2 separate regions of the Homo sapiens genome follow, and region 1 is linked to region 2. The links are chromatin loops, found by intact Hi-C in ENCODE. Cell type or tissue: gastrocnemius medialis. All regions are shown on one strand. Links, peaks and the distances in the headings refer to the core of each region. The heading gives the core; the rest is flanking DNA.

What was found. Hi-C counts contacts between places; a loop is a spot of excess contacts. Peaks named below come from ENCODE experiments on the same cell type or tissue, not always from the same donor. Only the 100,000 strongest peaks of a DNase experiment are listed, where the experiment ranks them.
Region 1: it touches region 2 in a loop (3-fold over the local background); 4 of 110 quality-filtered maps call a loop at or near these places.

The regions. Positions count from the first base shown.
Region 1 is chr3:5,049,853-5,054,247 of GRCh38, reverse strand. No RefSeq gene overlaps it. Among named protein-coding and RNA genes, the nearest start is that of ARL8B, 70 kb to the left of the region's middle. In gastrocnemius medialis, for the core only: no CTCF peak of the experiment used is centred there; DNase peaks (open chromatin) are centred at 2,227 and 2,679; H3K27ac peaks cover 3,180 bases.
Region 2 is chr3:4,805,032-4,809,426 of GRCh38, reverse strand. It overlaps ITPR1 (inositol 1,4,5-trisphosphate receptor type 1), which reads right to left. Exons shown (of 62, transcript NM_001378452.1): 55 at 3,160-3,324. Among named protein-coding and RNA genes, the nearest start is that of EGOT, 56 kb to the right of the region's middle. In gastrocnemius medialis, for the core only: no CTCF peak of the experiment used is centred there; DNase peaks (open chromatin) are centred at 1,356 and 1,936; H3K27ac peaks cover 3,239 bases.

The DNA.
Region 1 (4,395 bases), core at 266-4,265, 240 kb before region 2:
TCCCTGGGAGGAGGGCTCAGGAGCACTCCCATGGGAGCACTCCATTGACATGAAAACCTGCGGCCCCATGACAGGTAGGGCAGGCCTGCTTCCTCCCCTCTAAGAATTGGACAAATAAGAATTAAAGAGAAGCAGGATGGGTGCCATGGCTCACACCTGTAATCCCAGCACTTTGGGAGGCTGAGGTGGGTGGATTACTTGAGGTCAGGAGTTCGAGACCAGCCTGACCAACTTGATGAAACCCCGTCTCTACTAAAAATACAAAAATCAGCTGGGCGTCGTGGCACACGCCTGTAATTCCAGCTACACGGGCAGAGTTGCTTGAACCAAGGAGGAGGTTGCAGTGAGCTGAGATTGAGCCACTGCACTCCAGCTGGGCAATAGAGTGAGACTCTGTCTCAAAAAAAAAAAAAAAAAAGAATTAAAGAGGAGACACACAAAGTGAGAGGAAATTAGGCCAGCCTTGGCTCCTGGCCACCTCTGCAGCCCCACACCACATCACTCTCCCCTTTGCGTTCAGAGCTTCAGCCACACTGGCCATTTCCTTATTTCTCAAAAATGCTAAGCTTCCCCACCCACGTCCCCACCACACATTCTTTGCCTGGCTAATTTCTGCTCACCCTTCAGGTCTTGGCTCAAATATCATTTCCTCGGAGAAGTTGTCCATGAACCCCCAGACTAGGCGGGGTGGCCTTCACTCACTCTTATACTGCTCTGTTGGAGGTGCCTCCTTCTTGGCATCTCTCACTGTGGTTGTTGGGGTAATAATTTGTTCAGTGTCCATCTCTTCCCCTAGTCTGTACATTCTTGAGGGCAGGCACTATGTCAAATCCATGACCCCATATCCTCAGGGGTGTAGCTCTGTGCCTGGCACAGGGTTAGCCCTCAGTGAGTGTTAATAGAAAGGAACATGGATGGGAAGGGAGAAGGAGCCCACAACTTCACAGCAGGGTTTACTGGGTTTGTCCTAAAAGATAATCAGATCCATAAACAAGCTCCACTCTTAAGAAAACCAGGCCACCAACATTCCTGACTGAATATTCATTTTGCAGCAATTTCTCACCCTATTTCAGGGCCTAGCTCACAGAAAAGATTTATGTTGTCCTCTCCTCTAAGATGCGAATGGCTGTGGTAGCAACTACTTTGATTTATTTTCTCCTCCTCCGTGCCATCCAGCAGGATGTCATGAGCCATGTCGGGCACAGGTCTGACTATTTTTTTCCATCTGTTTGATCTTGCTGGTGAGAAAATACATTTGGTACTAAATCCAAGGCAGAAATGGAAGCCAAAAAACAAGATTCCTCCCTACCTCCTGTGTTCCAGACCACCTCACCCTCACCAACACCACCACCACCACCACGCAAAACCCTGCTGAGCTAAAATCTACCAAATAAGATAGCTGAGTACCGTTTTCTGGTTCATGGGCAAGAAACCATAGTTTGTTTCTAGAGATTATTTCATTCTTTTTCCTTCCACATCATCATTCATGGGAAGTTCAGATTCTTTTAGGTGCTTAGAGAGAGAATGGTTGGCTCTAGAAAGCTAGCTGTTCTTGAAGGTACAGAAATGGCAGTAGGGCCTATTTGAGTTTGCCAGCACTTTACTTGCAATAACTAATGATCACTTCCAATTTTTTTTTTATCCTAACCATTAGGCCACATATCAACTTCCAGTCATTGAGCCGTCACTCTGAGCCAAGAACTATATACACGATTCTACCTAATCCTACTCCCAACAACTCTATGGAACAGATAATTTTATTGTCTCCATTTTACAGATGAGAAAAACTGAGGCCTAACTTGAGTAACTTCCCAGACCGACAGGATCAGCAAGAGGTAACAGTAAGAGTCAAACTTAGGTCTCTCTGCTTAGAGACCTTTGTCTGATCTCTAAGCACCACATTTTGTTACAACAATAATTGCTACTAATAGGGTATTTTGATGGTTGAATTAGTTAATTAATGTAGTGACAATAGCAACAACACTATTGAGAATAATTACAGCAGTGTTTAATGACTGTTAGCTGCTGCTGTTATTATTGTTGTCATTATTTTATTACCCCTGACTAAGAAATACCATCTAAGAAGGGAGAAAGAGCCATTCCTCTAACAACTCTTTCTCTTTGGCCTCTGTCCAGGGTTTGATCACAGAGGCAGCTGCCTCTGTGACTTGGGCACCTGTCTACTGAGGTGGCCACAGCCCAATTGCTCGGTTCTCCCTGGGTCAAGGATGTACCATCACATGGGCCCCAAACAAACACCCAAGTGGGATTTGAAATGCAGCCGTGAAGGTGACAAACCCCAGCTTCTATTACTGGTTCTTAGAACAAGGCTGTTTCCCCACATTGAGTCCTGCTATGATTCATACAAAATGAGAGCTGAGTGACAAGTTGAAGTCTTTCTTTTTTTAAATATACCGACCTGAAGAGACCTTGGGAAAATGGATGGGGCATTTTTAATAGCAGAAGACTACTTTAGAAAACCCAAAGCTATTTCAGAGAGAGGGAAAAATAATTCATATACATCTATATCTGAAAACCAGCTTATAATATCAAACATAATCTTCCCCTGTCCTGACTTTTTAAACGTGTTAATTCTCTGTTATAAAGAAGCTGGCTCTCCACGTGGAAGGCCACACAGGCACGGGGAATACTGGGATCAGCAGCATAAACTAAGCGAGGCAATTCATGGGGGAGGCTATTCATGGACAGAGGCAGCTCTGGGTGTGAGGCTACTCAGATTCAGGTTCAAATCCCGGCTCCACCATTTACCACCTGTGTCACTTGGGGCAAATCTTTTTAATTTCTCTGAATTGTTATGAGAGAGTCATATCACATCCACCTGGTAGATGTTTCATGGGGACCTGAAAATATAGTTGAGTTCTTTAGGTGAGCAGAGGAAGTAGGGCACAGTAGTTACGAGCTTTATGCTTGCAACCAGACCTCAGATAAAATCCCAACTCTGCCGTCTCCTTACGGCTTTGGACACATTGCTGTCATGAGCTTTGGTTTACTGATCCGTGGGAAAATCACCTACCTCTGAGGGTGGGAGTAAGAACTATGTGTGATGATGTAAGTAATGTGCTTAACCCAGTGCCTGGTACTTAGGAGGGCCTTGAGAAACGGTAAAGCCACCTAGTAGGTATGGGCAGGACCCGCGTCAGGGCTTCTTTGCTTTTGGTGTTTTGTCTTCTTTGTTTGTTATGAAATAGAGATGGGGTTTCATTGTGTTATCCAGGCTGGTCTCAAACTCCTAGGCTCGAGCAATCCTCCCACCTCAGCCTCCCGAAGTGCTGGAATTATCGGCATGAGCTGTGGCGCCAACCTGGGCTTCTTTATGACCTGGCCAGAGGTCTGAAATCAAGTGCCCAGTCTGGCATTGGGCAGCAAGTCACTCTATGCAGACTGAGGGATTCAACTTGGAGGTCAGCTCAGCCATTGGTGGGCACTTCCTCTTCCGCCCCGGAGCCTCCTGAGAGATGCTTGCCACATTTCCTCACCCCACCCCACCAACTGCATCCTTAGATGTGGGCTCTGACATTTGCCAGTGCATCTATCAGCAAAGGCTGAGGAAGGGGTTGAATTTTATTTATTTATTTTTGAGACAGAGTCTCACTTTGTTGCCAAGCCTGGAGTGCAGTGGCGCCACCTTGGCTCACTGCAACCTCAACCTCCTGGGTTCAAGCAATTCTCCTGCCTCAGCCTCTCCGGTAGCTGGGATTACAGGTGTGCACCACCACACCTGGCTAATTTTTTGTATTTTTAGTAGAGACAGGATTTCACCATGTTGTCCAGGCTGGTCTCGAACTCCTGATCTCAAGTGATCCACCTGACTCGGCCTCCCAAAGTGCTGGGATTACAAGTATGAGCCACCGCACCCAGCCGGGAGGGGTTGAATTTTAAATTGATGCAAATTTTTCTTATGGAGATGAGGCTAATAAGAAAATTGGTGGGGAGAGAATCACAGAGGATTTTTGCCTCGACCCTGGAATAATACAGAGTTGCTTCAGAGACAACTTGCCTGCATTCCTTTTAAAGGTAAATTTAGTCCTGGATAAAGTTGCAGATTAACACACCTGCTCTTTTTTCCTCCCACAAAGTGGGCACTGTCCCTTGTTATAAAGGGATCTTTGGCTGACGTCAGTAAGGGAATTCAGTGATCAGCCAATATGATCATGGAAATTCTATTTATACCGGGGCTAATCCTTGATTAACTGAAACTGGGGATTCACCTCCTCCTTTGCCTTCCCCAAAGGATTTTTAAAAATTGATTCTGACGTTCCATTCTGTAATTGTAGTTGCGGCACAGACAGGCCAAGAGCAGCAAGCAGGACTTTGGAGTCAGATAGATCTCTGTGTGTCTTATGCCTCATTTTTTATCTGTGAAACAGGACAAGG
Region 2 (4,395 bases), core at 90-4,089:
GTCAAAAATGATCACCTGGTATTTCACTATATGGGAAAAACATGATTAACATAACCAATATGTTTTTTAAAAACAGTCAAGATGTTTCCAATTATATGTCATAACAAATAATGCTGTGAGGAACACTTCTATACATGCCTCCATACGTGCTCGTCTAGTTATTCCTTTTCGGCGAATTTTTGGAAATGGAGTATTTGAGTCAAATGGTATAAGAGAAACATTTTGCCTGCTGCTTTCAGAAAGGCAGGATCAGTTTACATTCACCACTAGTAAAGAATCATGCCCATTTTACCCCACTCTCACTAGTACTGGGCACCATCAGGCTTTTTAACCTTTACTAATGTCACAGGTAAAACACAGGATTGCGCTGTTTTAATTAGCATGTCTTTGTTTAGCACCAAGGATGAACATTTTTCCATGTTTACTGACCATCTGGATTTCTGCTTTTGTTAACTGCCTGCTTATGAACTTTGCACATTTTCATCTCCAGGTGTTAATATTTTTCTAAGGACACAGCTTTAATGCAGGCTCACGACCAGGTCCGGCCAGTCTTTGTGGGGGAGGGGGGGCAGCAGTTTAATTAGGCCACCAGATCACCCTCCCTACCTTCCGGCCTGCTGGCATGGAGGGAGCTCTCCCAACTCTGGAACACATGGGTGTTCCCTGCTCAGGTCTCTCTCCTTTTACAGGCAGCCCGATTTCTTTTGGTTGCAGGCTTTCCTTATTAGTAGAATAATTTGAAGTGTCAGTGTTTTCTGGTTCTTACCAGACACATTGAGTACTGCTTTGATACCAAAAGGAGCACATCACTTGAAGACACAAACAAGTCAAGGTCCACACAGCTTAGAAAATCCCCCCGCAAAGCACAGGAGAGGCAGCCAACCATAATCTGGTTTGATCCTATTGCGTTTCCTAAAAGTGAACTGAGGTAGCATGATCAGAAGCTGAGAGTTACTCTTATCTTTCTGTGATAGGTTGGAGACTTGAAAGCACAGATGCAAACTGGAACGTGAAATGCCAGTTTCACTGATGCAAGGACTTTTTCACATGCTTGAATAAAAGGCAGTGTCAACTTGGGAATCAACAGAGTTGTGAGGCTCTCCTGCCTCCACCAGTTACTGACAGTGTGACTCTGAGCAAGTTACCTAACCTCACCAAGCCTCAGTTTCCTCAGGTGTAATTGGAAGATACCATCTACCTCAAAGGTGGTAGTGAGAGTGTGTAGAGAAGAGTGCAGGGTGACCACTCACAAAACGGCTGTCCCTGTAATGTGCTCCTGACTGTGAGGCCTATGAGGGTAGGGACTGTGTTCCTCTCACCATTATGTGCCCTGCGTCAGGCACTGGCACTGGCCTGCATTGCAAGTGATGAAGAGAAGAGGACTCAAATGAACAGAAAAGAAGCCAAGCCAACTGGAGGCAGATTGGAGGAAAGGTCGAAGTGTCTACTGGGGCAAGGTGGCGTTGACCAAAGGGGCATCTCCTGTCTCTTGGGAGAGAGCCCTTGGCAGGGATGAGAGAGACCACCAACTGAACTCTGCCGCCCTCCCAAGGGAGGACAGGAATTTGTTGTCCAGGGACATGATGGCATGAGACAAAAAGTTCCAGAAACAGACGTAAGTCTCTAAAGGTTTCTGATACAAAGTGACCAAAATAGGCGACATAATGGGAATCACAAGGATATCCTGAGACCTCTTTGCCTAAAACCTCAAAATATAGCCAGACCTATTTTAAGATGAGGGAAAAGAATCCATTCCCTTTAGCCTGCCAAAATCCACCCCTAATGGTATGAGCTAATCCTAGTGATCTGAACGGTGAATTCCTTATGGTGTTTTGGACGGGGGAAGGAATATAGAATGACAAAGACAATAAAATAGCTGGCAATCATTCGGCAGTGCTATTCTAAGACCCTGACCTGAACAGCTGCATGTAATCCCTGTGACGGCCCTGTGAGGGAGATACACTGTTCTCATTTTGTAGATGAGGAAACTGTGGCACAAGGCAGTCAAGTACGTTAAGCGAAGGGAGCATCTCACACAGTTGCATTTTGTACTTTCAAATCTCTAACCTATTGCAGAAAGATAAGAGTAACTCCCAGCTTCTGATGCTGAACTGCTCCTCAGTTCACTTTAAGAAAACGCAATAGGATCAAACTAGATCGTGGCTGGATGCCTCTCATACGCGCTTCGGGGGGGTTTTCTAAGCATCTCCCTGAAGAGCTTCCCTTGCTCTGCCTTTTGTAAGCCCCCCTCTCTTTGTAAGCCCCCCTCTCTTTGTAAGTCCCCCCTCTCTTTGTAAGCCCCCCTCTCTTTGTAAGCCCCCCTCTCTTTGTAAGCCCCCCTCTCTTTGTAAGTCCCCCTCTTTGTAAGCCAACCCTTAGGCCTTGATCATTTTTGTCCTCACAAATATTTTAATATTCCTAGGCTGTTTATGGTGTTGCTTGCAGATAGGTCAGTTTTATGCTTCCTGTCATTTTATGTAGGCACAAGAAAATGGTTTCTTATCTACAACGCCACAGGTCTAGATTCCCTCCAACTACAGGAAAGTAAGTAGTTCCTTGATTTGTCATTTAAAAACCTGCTCAGGAGGAAGGTGATGGAACCAGCTTGTCTTACAGACTGTCAAGACATTAAGCACTTGGCTCATATCGGAGGAAAATGAGCTACTGAAAGGGTCTCCTAGACCAATAAATCTACTGAGCTCATGATCATGAATCCCGGGGCTTCAAAACTAGCTCCTACTCTTATGGTCGCTACACGTGTTCACAAGAAATGGACTCCCTGAGAGCTGTTGGATGACAGCCTCAAAAACACTCCTCTTGGTGTAAGTGCGGCTGAGTCTAAGAAGTAAAGAAAAACAAAGGTGCATGGAAAGGAAACATCTCCTGAACCTACTACAGGCATGTTCCATTACTGAGAAGTAACAGATCGGGAGTGCCCAGTACACAGTGCGGTTGTGTGACTCTTGAATTCCTGGGCTGACCCAATTCCTGTGGAGCTTTCCTCTCAGATCCCCCAAAGGCTGCCAACTGTGGAGCTTCAATCTTGGTGGACCAGGCACACCAATCACCATTAAAAGGAAGGGTCTGTGATGAGAGAGAGGACATAGGACACTCTCCTAGTTTCCCCACACATAAAATATTTCCACACCAGGTACTCACCAGCAGACTGTAGAAGAATTCATGGACAAAGAGCCCCATGGCACAGATCACCAGATACAACAAATGATAGAGGAACTCAACATCCAGAACCATGGCTCGGTAGCCTCTTGTGAATGTCCCACAGTTGCCCACAAAGCTCATTAGAAAGATGATTTTATTGCATACCTGAGAACAATGACAGGAACAGTCAGATGGCACGGACTGTGCCAAACTCTTCATGAGAGCAACGAGAGCATCTCACACAAATGTATTTCAGTCACCGTGCCCAAACAAACGCTTCCTTTTCCACCCGGTGCCCACCAAACCCGCCAAGACCCATTTGCAGATCTAAGTCATTTCATTACTTTGCTTTTCAGGCATATTACAAATTACATGGTAGTCAAATAACTTCATGCGCAACAGTAATCAAGTAGCATTTCTCTATGGCAAAAACAAAATTAACACATACTGAGATTATGATTTTCAAAATGAGATATGAATCATTTCTAACATTCTTGTATGAGTTAGTCAAACACAGAAGTCACCTCAATCCACGAACCCTGTGATCAGCATGATCAAAAGCATTTTCTGAATTTGTTACATTCTAGGCACTGTAAGGTGGCAATTTAATGAGCAGTGATCAGTTCTTGCCTTTCAATGCTCCTAAGTTCACAGGGAAAACAACAATTTTCTTGGGGGAAAAAAAATATAAGGGACTTCAGGATGAGTTCTATTCCCCTGCCCTCTCTTCTGGGAATAACTTCTAATTTTCCTTTGGGGACCATTCCTCTCTGAGTAGCAGTCTTTGAGGTCTGGGTGGGGCTCCAACCTGGCCATCACAATATTGTATTCCCCTGGGTACAATGACTGGTTTAGAGATAGACACAGGACCAAATGGAGCCAATGATGTCCACTGAGCTCTTTCTTGGGATTGCAGCCAAAGATAATTTTGTTCTTTCCCACTGACCTTGAACCTGAGCAGCTGTGAACTCTGGAGCTGCCACATTACCAACACTGAAGGCACCACCAGCACTGGGGACACAGAGCCAAAAGATGGCAAGGAGGAACTGGGCCCTGAGGACACTGTGTGAGCCCCTGTATCAGCTGTGCCTGAAGCGAGGCTGTTGGTTTCTTGGTCAAAATGAACCAATACATATTCTCCTTTGCTGAGGCTAGCATGGATTAGGTTTTCTGACATCTGCAACTGAAGGAGTCCTAACTGAACTACTGTGCAATATAGTCTCACCTTTGATAGAA